Regions from separate parts of the Mus musculus genome. Here region 2 is linked to region 1. The links are chromatin contacts, found by Hi-C or POLR2A ChIA-PET in ENCODE. All regions are on one chromosome and are shown on one strand. The core of a region is the stretch at or near the end of the contact, and the rest is flanking DNA. Distances in the headings are between cores, read along the strand shown. Region 1 holds the start of Lrrc41 (leucine rich repeat containing 41). Region 2 holds the start of Rad54l (RAD54 like (S. cerevisiae)).

Region 1 (6,536 bases), core at 2,927-5,426:
CAAGTAATATATATTGAGCAGAGGTAAGATGCTTTGAAGTATTGGGCCTGGGAGGGCTACAAAAACCAAAACACAAAGTTTACTTTTTCCCTTCTTGGGTTCTAAACATTATCTATCTTAAGGCAGCTGGAAATTCAGAGGAAAGGAAAACTAAGCTGCTTGCTCACTGAGGTCAGCAAACTTCTGCCTAGGCTGGGCTGGGCTCTGAGTATACTCTGAGCTACTACCTTCCTATGAAGGTAGTAAATACTCATGAAAATTAAAGATAACTCTTCTCTAATTCATTATACTTTAAAAAACAAAACCAGTTTTTCCCTGGAACCAAGAATATCAGGAATTCAAAGCTAGTCTTGATTATGGATTGCCTTTATTTATTCTTCCCCCGGCAGAGAGAGAGAGAGAGAGAGAGAGAGAGAGAGAGAGAGAGAGAGAGAGAGAGAGAGAAGTTGGGGAAAATCTTACTCCAGCATTTGGGAGGCTGAGGCAGGAGGACTGCTGCAAGTTCAAGCTAGCTGGAGCTACATAATGAGTACCAGGACAGCCAGGGATAATAAAGCGAAATCCTGATTCAATAAAACAAAATGTGTGTATTAGGAGTTGTATGAAGAGGGAATAGATTAGAAATGACTACCTCATGACATTAAAGATCATGCTTGTAATTTGTTTAACACAATACCTGCCCATAAGATCAATGAATACTGGCTATTATTATGTTCATTCTGTCTATGCATCTCTACTCTATTAAGCTTACGATCTTGTAGTTATACCAAAACTTTCATTCTTTGACCTACATTTTAAAAAATATTTTATTTTAAAATTGCATGTATATGTGTGTCTATATAGAGGTACGTGCAAGTGAGTGAGGGTGCCTGCAGAGGCTGAAAGGTGTTGGGCCACTGGAACCGGAGTTCTATGCAGTTTTGATCTGATATGGGTGCTAGGAACCCAACTGTCCTGTCCTGTGTAAAAGGAATACTCTCTTTCCCGTACCTCTGTTTTTTAAAGTCAGGGTCTTTCTCCTAGCGTCCTTGTAACTTGAGGCAATCCTTCTGTCTCAGCCTCCTGAGAACTAGGATTACAGGTGTGAGTCAGCACACACAGCTTTTCCTCAGTGTACTTTCTCTTTACTTGAAGAATAACTGAATCATGAGGCCTAAGAATCTAGTGTACTTTTTTTTTATCTATTAGGTACTCATTAATATTCACTGTACCTGTTGAATGAGAACATTAATTCCCTGTGCTATTATAGTAATGTAGGTCTATCATCTGACACACTGTTTCTCTGACATCTATCTTTATATTCTCTCTCTCTCTCCTCTTCTCTCCCCCCCCCCCGATGACATACTCTGATCAAAACCTTTCAAAAGCTCTCTACTCCATACAAGATAAAGTTCAAATCTCACACCCTGATATTTAAGGTCATCTACCATCGATGAACTTTTCTCATCATGAGAGATCACTGAGAGATGTGGCACACAGCAGGAATGAGGTCAGAGGACAGTCACTTGCAGATCCAATTCTGCTAGTTGGGTCCCAGGAATGGCCTTGAGGTTGTCAGGCTGATGGCAGTGTCTGGCCTGACCTGCTGAGCATCTCCCTGGCCCACTGTCTCTCACTACACACTTGGGTTGCCTCCACTTACTCCCCTCTCTTCAGTGCTAGTCCACTAATGGCAGAAGCCTTTCCTGACTGCTCCCTAGCTCACCCTGAGGCCTCCCTCTGAAACAGCAGCGCTTGACAGGCCTTTTTCTTGGCACCTCTAAAAGTTCTTACAGAGTCAAGTTCTTACTGACTGGGTGGCTATTTACTGGATCTAGCCCACTGCAGGTTCTCCTGTCTCTTCTCAACTGGGAACAATGAAGTAGTGATGAGTACACAGAAAGAAAAGCCATGCCTTCAGAGCTTCCCCCTTTTCCTTTGGACTCTGCTCCCTCCTGCTTAGCAATCCCCTCTCACACCTCTCACAGGAATTCTCATCTCTTCAAACTACAAAGTCTACTGTTCCTTTATTCTTAAGACAGGTTCCTTGCTTGCTTCCAGCCGTACTTTTTTCCTTTTAAATGCTTCCTCTTTGCAAGTCAGGGCCTCCATTAACACCCAACTCCTCTTCTAGCCAAGATCAGCATCTAAAGACTCTCCAGGCTGATAACAGGCTGCCACATTTCCAGGACTTCTCTGAGCCCCTGTTCAACCCCAGGGAGGCCTTTCCTTCCATTCACCATAGGGTCAGCCTGACCTTTTTCTGCGCAGCTTGGCACGGGGCCTCCACAATCTCCTCTGCTCACACAGGGCCTGAGGACTTCTTATCCATCTCTTCTCCCCCACCCCCACCTCCTGGAAGGCGCTTGGGCCTTCTCAGCAGTGCTGGCCACTCTAAGGCCTTACAACCTATTCTGGGGCAGCAATCCTGCAAACCCACCTCCTGGGGCTTAACAAAACCCTCACTCTCAGTTCTTAACGGACCAGGGCCTGCCTTCTGGCAAAGATGTCACCACCACCTTGGATAGTCCCGGTGGCACATCCCCTGCACACTCCAAGGCCAGGAGCCTCCTCTGATGTTACCCTCTCCTCCTCCACCTTCCGTCTGGCCCGACCTGTGATCTCATCCAACTTCAGCCTGACCCTACTCCACTAGCACCAATTCTGTCAGGCCCATGGCCTCCCTCCCTTGTCTCCCCTGAAGGCCCTAACTTTCTCTTTAACTCTCTACTCTCACTTTTCACGTCGTGGACCCTTTCCCCGCTTAAGTTGCCAGGCCGCTGGCCTGCGGTATCCTCCTCCAGCAGGGCCTCCTTGCCATCTGGTCGGGGAGCAGAAGGCCTTGGCTCACACCGGAGCGGAGCGGACTGTCTAGCCGGGTCCAGCCCCTCCGTACCGGCCGCTCTCACAACTAAGGCCTCGGCTCCCTCCTATTCGGCCCAAGGCCTCTTCCCCATGACGCGTCTCACCCGACTCTAGCTCCGCAGTCCGGGATACCCTGGCCCCTGCCCGGCCTGAGGCCTCTTCGGCCCTTCCCGCCGGCCGGTCTCCCGAGCCTGTCCGTGCTTACGGAGCGTCTCCCGGAGCCCTCCACTCACTTTCCTACCTTCTCCACCACCGCCCCGGTCCATCCAGAAGGCCACCGGCGCTACCTGCTCGGCGGGCAGACCCGCAGCTCAGTTTAGCAGCGAGGTCTGGGGCGTCGGTGCGCTCCCTTCAGCCCTCGCTCGGGCCGTCAAACAGGCCACGGCGCTCCCAGCCTTTTCGGCTTCTCCCCGCGACTCCGGTCCCTCGCTCGCTCTCCACTGGGCTGTCCCACCCCGCCCATCCGCGGGGCTCCCGGAGTCCAGGTACCGGTGGTGTGCCCGGCGGACAGCGGAGGCCCCGGGCCGGCAGCGCAGGTGGCTGCGGGCCTGGCCTCCTTGCCTCGGGTCGGGCCTGCCAAAGTCGGTCCCTGCCCCGGGGCAGCCCGGCCATCCCTGCCCCGTCGGTTCGAGATCCGAGAATCCTCCGTTCAGTCCGGTCCAGCCCAGTGTCAGTTCCGAGCCTGTGGCTCCGGCCTGCTACTCCAGCCCCCGTCGCTAGGGCCCTGGCAGCTCTGCCCCGTACCGGGCCTTCTGGCCTCGCCCCCCGCGCCCCCCAGGCGAGCCGCGGCTCGGCTTCACCGGCTCCCTCGGTCTCAGGCTTCACTCCGTCCCGCCCTGTCAGTCACGGAATTTCTGTTCCGACTCCACCATCGAACTCCCGGGGCTCCCAGCTGGGCCTGGCCCCGGGCCTCTCGGCCTCGCCCCCCGCGCCCCCTGGCCGCCGGGCCGCCCCCGCTCGCTGCCGGAGGTCGCCCCTCACTCCGCGACTTACCCCACACCCCGCTCTCCAGAACCCCCATATGGGCGCTCACTGCCCGCCCGCACAGCTCGAACAGGGCGGGGGGAGCGCTGGGGCCCGAGGCCGAGCTCTTCGCTGGCGCCGCCTCCCGGGACGTGGCCTCCATGGTCGTTGCTGCCGCTACCTCACAGAACCAGCAACTCCGGGCGCGCCAGGCCTCGGGCGCCGCCATCTTGGGGAGGTGCGCGAGCCCGAGAATGACACCCGCGGGCCGCCATCTTGAAGAGGTCAGCTTTTAGGACCGCTCCATAAGGGATATGGGGAAGAACAGAAACAACATTAAAAGATCGTCAAACAGAGGAGCAGATGACTCAAGTATCTTAGGGAATACTACTTGGAAAAATACTGTAGATCAACACATTTGGGCAAGAAGTGACCGAAAGGATGTTTCTTAGCAAATTCTTTGCAGGCGTATATAGCAGCTCCCCCTACGTCTCGTAGCTAGCGAGTAGTACAGCCCAATTTGTGCGTGTGTTCGGGACTACGAGGAGTATGCCGCACTTCCGGCCAGGTCGCCGGATATCCGTCGAGTGACCCTTACTAGTCCTTCTTAAACCTGAAGTGGAGTACTACTCTGGTTGCGCTTGTTGGATCCCAAACCGGCTCCCGACATGGGACTAGAGGACGAACGAAAGATGCTCACTGGATCTGGAGACCCCAAAGAGGTAAGGCTTCGAGGTTGGCGGGCCCGGGACCTAGCTCAACAAAGCACCTCCCGGGGCTCTCTTAGTCCGGGTTTATAGCCTAGGGTTTGCGGGGTCCAGAGAGGTGGTTTCCGTTACTTACCTTCAGAATTCTTTGGTTGACCTTGGGCAGATTAATAGCTAGTCTTTCTCGGGATTGGCTTCCCCAAACCAGGAATGTGAAAGTGTAACTGGAGTTTATAATGCTGCACTGATAAACTTGTGTAAACAAACAAACAACCCCCCCCCAGGTTTTTGAGGTTCTAATTTGATAAATGTTTTGAGGTTCTAACTTGATAAGTGCGTGAAGCAAAAAACTAACGTTAGTCTTTAACGTAGCTTAGGTCAGAATTTATTTATGGAGATTTCGGGGACCCTAGTCTTCGGAAAAGTGCTTTCAGGAGTTGGGGTGTAGCTTCATGGTAAAGCTCTTGCCTAGCATTAACAAGCCCTGTATTCGCTTCCCAGCATCTCCAACAAAAAGCGGTTCTTTATCTTTTGGGATGGAGATGGCCGAGGACTTGTGCCTTTGGGGACAGTTTAAGAATGTGTAGTGTAATTCTGTGGTGCAAGAGGGAGCTCTTTCCCAAGTTGAGCATCATTGTGATAAATATTGGCTGCTTATGTGCTGAGTGCTTTATATGCACTAAGATACTTAACTTGCACAGTTTCCCCATGAGGTAAATATCAGGTACATTATATATTTTTGTCACTTTTATTACATGAGGCAGCAAGCAAGGAAGTTTATCTTGAATGAGGGCACACAACTAGCAAGACAATACAACTGGGACTCCAATGCAGACGTCCAGGCTTGAGAGCCAGAGCTCTAGCCCGAGACTCACTTTGCTTCCATTTCCTGTGCATTTGTCTTGTCTACTTCAGGACAAGCCATCAGGGCTTAATGGATTAATTAGTTGGCAAATTATTTATCCCTTAATTTTTTCAAGTTTTCATTCTCAGAAAGTTTAACAGGATACCACAGCAGATAGAAGTTTTAAAATTAAGAAAGTTGGGCATGGTGGTCCGTGTCTTTAATCCCAACACTCAGGAGGCAATGGCAGGAGGATCTCTGTAAGTTCAGAGCCATCCTGGTCTTCATATCAAACTCCATGACAGCCAGGACTATAGAGATCCTTTCTCAAAAAAACAATAAACCAACAAATCAAATAATAAAATGAAGAAAGTTAAATTAATTTTGTGAAAGATCCATAATGAATGGAGATGAAATCTTTTTATTCAGTGTGACTTTGGATTTTCTCATTGGTGGAAACAGAATTAGACCTGTATTTGGATTTGTTTAGCATGGTGTTTTTAGCACATTAGTGTTGTTATAGTAATGCCAATTGGGAAATGACACAGTTGTCTTGCTTCTAGAATGCTAATTTCAGGTGTGTCCCCCCCCCCCCCCGATTTTATTTTTACTTTAAGTGTATATTTGTATTTTGCTTACATGTATACCTTTGCACCACTTGCAATGCCTGATGCCCTCTGAGACCATAAGAGGGCACTAGATCTTCTGGAACTGGAGTTAACGTTTGTGAGCAACCATGTAGGAGCTAGGAAGAGCCAGGGTTTTTTTGGAAGAGAGACAAGTGCTCTTAACTGCTGAGCCATCTTTTGTGAGCATGTATAGGTGTTGGTTTGTGCATGCTTCTGTCTGTAGGTCCTTTCACATGGGCTCCTGGGATCAAACTCGGGTTGTCGGGCTTGGTAGCAAGCAATTTTACCTGATGGTTTTAGGACTTGGACCCAGGGCCTCAGGTATTCTTTACCACTGAGCTCTGATGTCAGAGGATCTTTTTAGGGGGATACTTTTTCTTTGTGAATTTTAAAAAATAGTTTATTTTTATGCATACAATTGTTTTACCTACATATGTGGCTGGAAGATGGTGTTGGATCCCCTGGGACTGGAGGTAGAGATGGTCTTGAGGTGACATGTGGGTGTTAAGAGTCAAATCTAGTGGGGCTGGAGTGATGGCTCAGTGGTTG
Region 2 (6,536 bases), core at 1,679-4,178, 48 kb before region 1:
GCTGAGGCAGGAGGATCTCAAATGAGTTCTAGACCAGACGAGGCTACATAGTGAGATGTCTGCATATGACTCAACAAAGAACAAAAACAAAACCCAACCTAAACCAGAGCAACAAAACCAAACCAACAAACCCAAACCTCCCAAAGTCCCTGTGAAAAAGATGTTGCTGTTGTGGGGCCCTCTCCTGAGAGAGACCCCACTCCAAAGGGTCATCTTTTTCTTTTTTTAAAGATTTATTTATTATTATATCTAAGTACACTGTAGCTGTCTTCAGATGCACCAGAAGAGGGCATCAGATCTCATTACGGATGGTTGTGAGCTGCCATGTGGTTGCTGGGATTTGAACTCAGGACCTTCAGAAGAGCGGTAGGTGCTCTTAACCACTGAGCCATCTCTCCAGCCCCTATCTTTTTCTTGAAGTGAAAGACTTAACAAGTTGAACAAACAGCACAATGGCCAAAGAATGGAAAAACCAGACTCTATCAACTTCTTTAATCTTTAGGGGTGAAAAAGTCACAGTATATGTGTGTTTCCAAGCCAGATTAAGGGACAGTAGAGCGTTGATCATATCTACCTCACGCCCTTCTCTCAGAAAGCACAGCAGGAGTGGGGCCACTCCCTATCCAAATCAGGCTCAGCTACATATGCCACTTGTGATAAAGCCAGTTAGGCTTCTGTTTCCCTGCTAGAGAACTGGTTTTTCAGAAATCATATGATTATCAATCTGCTAATTTAGCTGATATACTTGAAAGGCCCCAGCCCCCACTGCAACACATCCTGTCCTCCCTGGTCCTTTTTCCTCCCCTCCCCTCTGACTACATAAGCTAGTCCCAATACTTCAATGAATGAGCTGTCCTGTGAAACAGTCTCCTGGGTTGGTTCACCCCTGCCTTTCAGCACCAAGACCCTGCTCCCCTGATCCTCTGCATCCTGATGGCCACTGGTGTACAATGGCTGAGGGGCAGGGGCGGGGGGGGGGGGAGGTAGGCCCACAGATATAGGGTTAAAAATTAGGGAGGTTGGAGGTTGAGCCTGGTGGCATAGGGCTATAATTTTAGCACTAGGAAGTAGAAACAGGAGGTTAGCACTGGATACATCAGACCCAGTCTCAAAAGAAGCAAAACAAACCTTCAAAAAGGAAATACTTGCCAGGTGTGGTGGTGCACGACTTTAATCCCAGCACTTGGGAGGCAGAGGTAGGTGGATTTTTGAGTTCGAGGCCAGCCTGGTTTACAGAGTGAGTTCCAGGACAGCCAGGGCTATACAGAGAAACCCTGTCTCAGAAAAAAAAAAAAAAAAGAAAAAAAAAAAAAAGAAGAAATTGAGATTAAAAAAAAAAAAGGAAATACTTATATATTTTCTAGGGCTAGGTAGAGTTTCTTTCCTTTAAAGAATATTTCTCTGTTATTAGAGCGTGTATGTACATGATGTTTGTATGAGGGTGCGCATGTGCCATGCTGTACATATGGAGGTCAGAGGTCAAGTTTGTGGATCAGTTCTCTCCTTTCACCTTGGTGTGGGCTGTGGGCACTGAACTCATGTCCTCAGGCTTAGGTGACACATGCTTTTATCCACATCCACACATCCCTTATACCCCCCATTTTGAGACAGATTTTGACTATACAGCCCAGGCTGACCTCATAGTCATGGCAAAGAAGTTAACTGTTCTTTTTGTGTATGTGATTTTGTTTTTCATTAAGTTGCTCACAGCCTTCTTGTCTCCCAGCAAGATATTCCTATGGAAATTAAAATTTCTTCGGTTCATTGTTCCCAAAAGCCAAGGAAAGGACATAAGTATCTCTTTAGTATATCCTCATTTCTGCTAGGCGGGCTGGGGATGACAGAGGGTCATAAGTTTAAAGATAACCGGGTTACACAGCAAGACCTTGTCTCAAATAACAACAAACCTCAGCAGTGACCGCCTCACGAAGTTCTACCACTATGCTATATTCCTAGTGCCCCCAAGACACCACACACACACACACACACACACACACACACACACACACACACGACAAAATGGGGACAATAAACCTTATCTGAGGATAGTAAATGATTTATAATAGCTAAGGAGATCCTTTTAAGTAGATAGTGATTAAGTGTAATGGGCATGCTATTTTGATTAGTGAGCACTTAGGTAATACATGGGGGCTATGTTAAATACTTTGAACACTTTTTTTTTTTCCCGTTCTTGGAGGGTCTTTCTACAGAGCTGTCGCTGTCCTGGAACTCATTATGAAGACCAGGCTAGTCTCACAGAGATCTGCTTGCCTATGCCTAGTGAGTACTATAATTAAAGGCCTGCGCTACCAGGCGCAGCTACTTTGTTCACTTTAATTAGACCCTGTGAATAATCCCTTAGGAGAGGTACTATAATAATATCACTTAAAGGAAAAACGGATTTTTAGAGAATGGGTGACTATGCCCCAGGAAAAGACAGCTAGCTTATTTCAAGACATCTCAGACCAATTGGCAGTGCAGCACCAACACCTCCGCTCACCTTTTGACTGGCCACTGGCCTTGCCTGCTTCCAGCTCAGATTTCTGCTCCAGGTCTGGCACAATAAAGAGCCTGAATCAAATTCCCAAAAATGTGCTGCCTTTTGAAATCTATTCCAGTAGCAACTCCTCCGCACAGTACTTCGGTGCAAAACATCTATTTGGTTCAGCTGCTTCGGCCAAAGGCAGGAGCCAGGAAGAGGGACCGTTGGCAAGTAAGAATTCTGGCACCTGCCTGTTGCTGCCACCAGGATAAGCCACAGCTCCTAGTGGTCTGTTGAGCCTCTGGGCGGAAATCCAAGACCCTTATTAGCCTCAGCCCTAGGCCCGCCCCTTCCTTTAGGCCGGATCGTCGAGCGTCAAGTTCACTGAACGCAGCCAATAGGGGACTGTGGTGGCAGAGTGGCGGGAGGTTCGATTGACACTGCCTGGAGGCTCTTAACGCGCGCTTTGGGAAGAGGAAGAATAAGGGGAAAGATACCGGAGTCGCTCTTTGCCTCTCTTCAGCTTCTAAGATTCTCCTCCTCCCAACCTGGATTTTTAACTGGTCCTTCCTGGGTTCCTGTTTAACTTCCCACAAGGCGTTCCTAGGTCTCTGCTTGCCTTCCTCACACTGAGGTTTGATGTCGGTCCAGCTCTGGTAAATTCTATCCCTCTCCTAAGAATTCAGGCGTCTCGCCTTCGTACTTAAGACTGTACTTTTTCGTAGGTGTTACTCTCAGGGAAGCAGCCCAGCTAGGGACGTTATTCCAACTCCACTTTGCTCATCTGCAACTTCAATCTGTCTTCTTTCCCATCCTAGATTTAGACCCAGCTCCGCTTGGACTTGGCTTTGGATATTTTGACCTTGAGGAACTTGGGGACCGACATTCCTGGTTTGGACCCAAGCCTCATCCTCTGATTGCATCCCCTCCCCTCATACCGACTCTTAAGACAATATTTTCAATGATATAGCAACTTCCTTTTATAGCATCCCCTGGTCCTGCATTCTCTGTTGCTGAGTGCTTTTAACTTCGCTGATGGGCACTTGACATTTGATGCTTCTGGGGCCAGGATGGTAAGTGTGACCTTAAGCTGACTTAAGGGGCCTGGCTGCAGGATCACTGCAGGAACTCACTTTCTGTTCTCCCTTGCAGAGGAGGAGCTTAGCTCCCAGCCAGTTGGCTAGGAGGAAACCAGAAGACAGATCATCAGATGATGAAGACTGGCAGCCTGGGACAGTAGTGAGTGTTTAGGGGAATAAGGAAAATGAGGTTCATAGTCATCTTGAGAAAGTACCTTTCATACATTTTTGAAGCTTTTTTTTTTTTTTTTTTTTTTTTTGAGATGAGCTTCTCACCAGGTCTGTAGACTATGGTCTGTCTCCCAAATGCAGTGTGTGGTCGTAGGCATGTGCCAGGCACACCTGGCACTTAAGGTTTTTTTTTTGAAACAGTGTTTCTCTGTGTAGCCCTGGCTGTTCTGGAACTCTGTTTGTAGACCAGGCTGGCCTTGAACTCACACAGAGGTTCCCTTGCCTCTGCTACCCAGTGTTGAAAGTGAAGGTGTTTGCCACTACTGCCCCGCGTAAGTAAATTTTAATGAAAATTTACAGTATACTAAGCATTGGAGAAGATTAATAAAATTGTTATCCTTGGGGCTGGAGAGATGACTCAGTGGTTAAGAGCACTGACTGCTCTTACAAAGGTCCTGAGTTCAAATCCCAGCAACCACATGGTGGCTCACAACCATCTGTAATGAGATCTGATGCCCTCTTCTGGAGTGTCTGAAGACAGCTACAGTGTACTTACATATAATAAATAAATAAATCTTAAAAAAATTGTTATCCTCCAGGTAGGTTCACTAGAAATTAATACAGTTTCAGTTTTCTTGGTGGGAGGAGAATATCAAAACCAAGGAATGGTAATGTTGGGTTCCAGGCCTGCCAAAAGTGGGGGTGGTGGTGTACTAATATATTCTGTGTGCTTCCCTAACTACATAGTATATTCAGGCCAGCCTGGAATACATGAAAATCTGCGTTTAAAAAAAAAAAGTAGGATTTTGGCATATGAGAGCTTTAGAGTTTCTCTGATATCCCTGGCTGCCCCTGAAACTTGCTCTATAGAGATCAGGCTAACCTCAGAATTTAGAGACCTGCCTCTGGTTTCCAAGATCAGGGATTCATTTGCCACCATGCCTGGCTGGGTGTTTTTTTTTGGTCTATTTTGAGACATGAATTCTGTTATGTAGCTCTCTGACTGACTTGGAACTCACTGTGTAGACCAGACAGAGATCCACTTGCCTCTGCCTGATGAGTGGAAGGATTAATGGCATGTGCCACTTTTTCTGTCCTTAGAAGGTACTTCTTGTTGGTGTCTGTATATGAGTATCGGCCTGTGAAGAGAAGGGCCTGATAACTGTTTCAGGAAATTCAGATAGCTTGACAAGTTGTTACAAGTGTGCTCTGATGGCTTGGTGTTCACTCTTTTTAAAACTTATTTTGTAGGGAGTATGCATATGTCATGGCACTGGGTTTGGGTACCTAGCTCAGGCTGTCTGGTTCTGAGGCAAGCATCCATTCTGCTTAGCTGGTTCACAGCATCCTCCTCTCCCCCGCCTTTTGAGACAGCTTCTCTCATGTAGCTTAGGCTAGCCTCAAACTCATGCTATAGTTAACAGTAGTTTTAAACTGTGAGCTTCCGCCATCTTCTACCTTCAGACCAATCCAGCATGCTTGGCCTGGGGTGGGGCTCTTTAGCATTGCTGCTTTGCAGGGAGTTTTTATCTGTGAGGCAGGAACAATGGCTCCCTGTCACCATTTACAAACATCTCAGAGTTGAACGTGGGGCAGCTTTTCTGCAGGTGGGTGAGTCATGATTGTAGCTTTGTTTGGATGGTTGCTCCTAAAAGTATGGGTTTGTTTGTTTAGTTTGTTGGTTTTTCTTTGTTGTTGTTTTGAGACAGGACCATTTTTTTTTAAAGAATTATATATTTTTTGTATATGGTACACTGTAGTTGTCTTCAGACACACCAGAAGAGGGCATCAGATCCCATTACAGATGTTTGTGAGCCACCAAGTGGTTGCTGGGATTTGAACTCAGGACCCCTAGAAGAATCAGTACTAGGGGGCATGACCAAAAAATGTGCCAGCCCTGGGAACTGGGAGCGGCCCTCTGTTCCCTGGCCACCTGAGAGCTGTCCCTGCCCCTCAATGGCTGTAGTACTCAGGAGAGCAGGCTCTACCTCCCACAGACAGCACAGTACAGCTGGCTCTGGTTGAGGAGGCTCAGGTAAGCCAGCTCCTAGGATGAGTGGGAGAGCTGGCCCCATCACTCCTCTGGCATGAGCTGGCATGGGTGAAGGGGTGATTCAGTACTGAGAGCTGACCCTGGGGTCATGAGAAAAGCTGGAGAGGTATCCCTGCCTGTCATTGGCTGCAGCACTTGGAAGAGTGGGCCATGCACTTCACCTGGGCAACACAGGGGAGCTGGCCCTGATTGTGAAGGCACAGGTGGACCAACCCTGAAAATGTGAGAGGGGAAGAGCTGGCCTAGCTCCTCACAGGCTGCAGCATTTGGGAGCCGACCTCAAACCTTGCCTGGGCAGCACAGTGGAGCTGGCTCAAGAGATGTGGGGATGGGTGAGCCAGCTCTGAGGCATGAGAACTGGAGCGCTGACCCTACCTCCAGCTGCTGAATGCACTAGGTGGCCTGGCCAGAGCACTGCTGGACAGTTTATGCCGGTGGTGCAGATAAGTGAGAGGTGTCAGGCTGACCAGCTCAGCTATCACCCAGGCCCTGATCTAAGGCTCTGAATTGGCTCATCCCAAAATCTATATCATCTGCAAATGGTTGGGATGCAAATGGTCCTGCTGTCCCAAACTATACGATCTGACACGAGGCAGCAGGATAACTGGGAGGAATCCCTGTGAGGATCTAATATTAATGGTGTCACAGAGGCCAAAGATCTCAAACCAGACCAATGACTTATTTACAAGTAAAGATGTATAGACAGAAGGATATACTGTGGGACACACTGTGACATACTACATCCTCCCCC

Evidence for each region. Hi-C counts contacts between places; a loop is a spot of excess contacts on that map. ChIA-PET counts read pairs that join two places held with the same protein, here RNA polymerase II (POLR2A).
Region 2: POLR2A ChIA-PET joins it to region 1 with 47 read pairs in embryonic stem cell. The contact joins the promoter of Rad54l here to the promoter of Lrrc41 in region 1. A Hi-C loop is called at or near these places in 1 of 37 maps with a recorded cell type or tissue (T-helper 1 cell). POLR2A ChIA-PET finds 5 or more read pairs at or near these places in 4 of 5 experiments (Patski and embryonic stem cell).

The regions. Positions count from the first base shown.
Region 1 is chr4:116,072,909-116,079,444 of GRCm38, reverse strand. Lrrc41 (leucine rich repeat containing 41) reads right to left here and starts at 4,176. Exons shown (of 10, transcript NM_153521.2): 1 at 3,838-4,176; 2 at 1-56. The coding sequence starts at 4,036. Uqcrh (ubiquinol-cytochrome c reductase hinge protein) reads left to right here and starts at 4,375. Exons shown (of 4, transcript NM_025641.3): 1 at 4,375-4,529. The coding sequence starts at 4,476.
Region 2 is chr4:116,120,081-116,126,616 of GRCm38, reverse strand. It overlaps Rad54l (RAD54 like (S. cerevisiae)), which reads left to right and starts at 2,928. Exons shown (of 18, transcript NM_009015.3): 1 at 2,928-3,555; 2 at 3,635-3,721. The coding sequence starts at 3,553. 2510003B16Rik (RIKEN cDNA 2510003B16 gene) reads right to left here and starts at 2,777. Exons shown (of 3, transcript NR_131048.1): 1 at 2,501-2,777.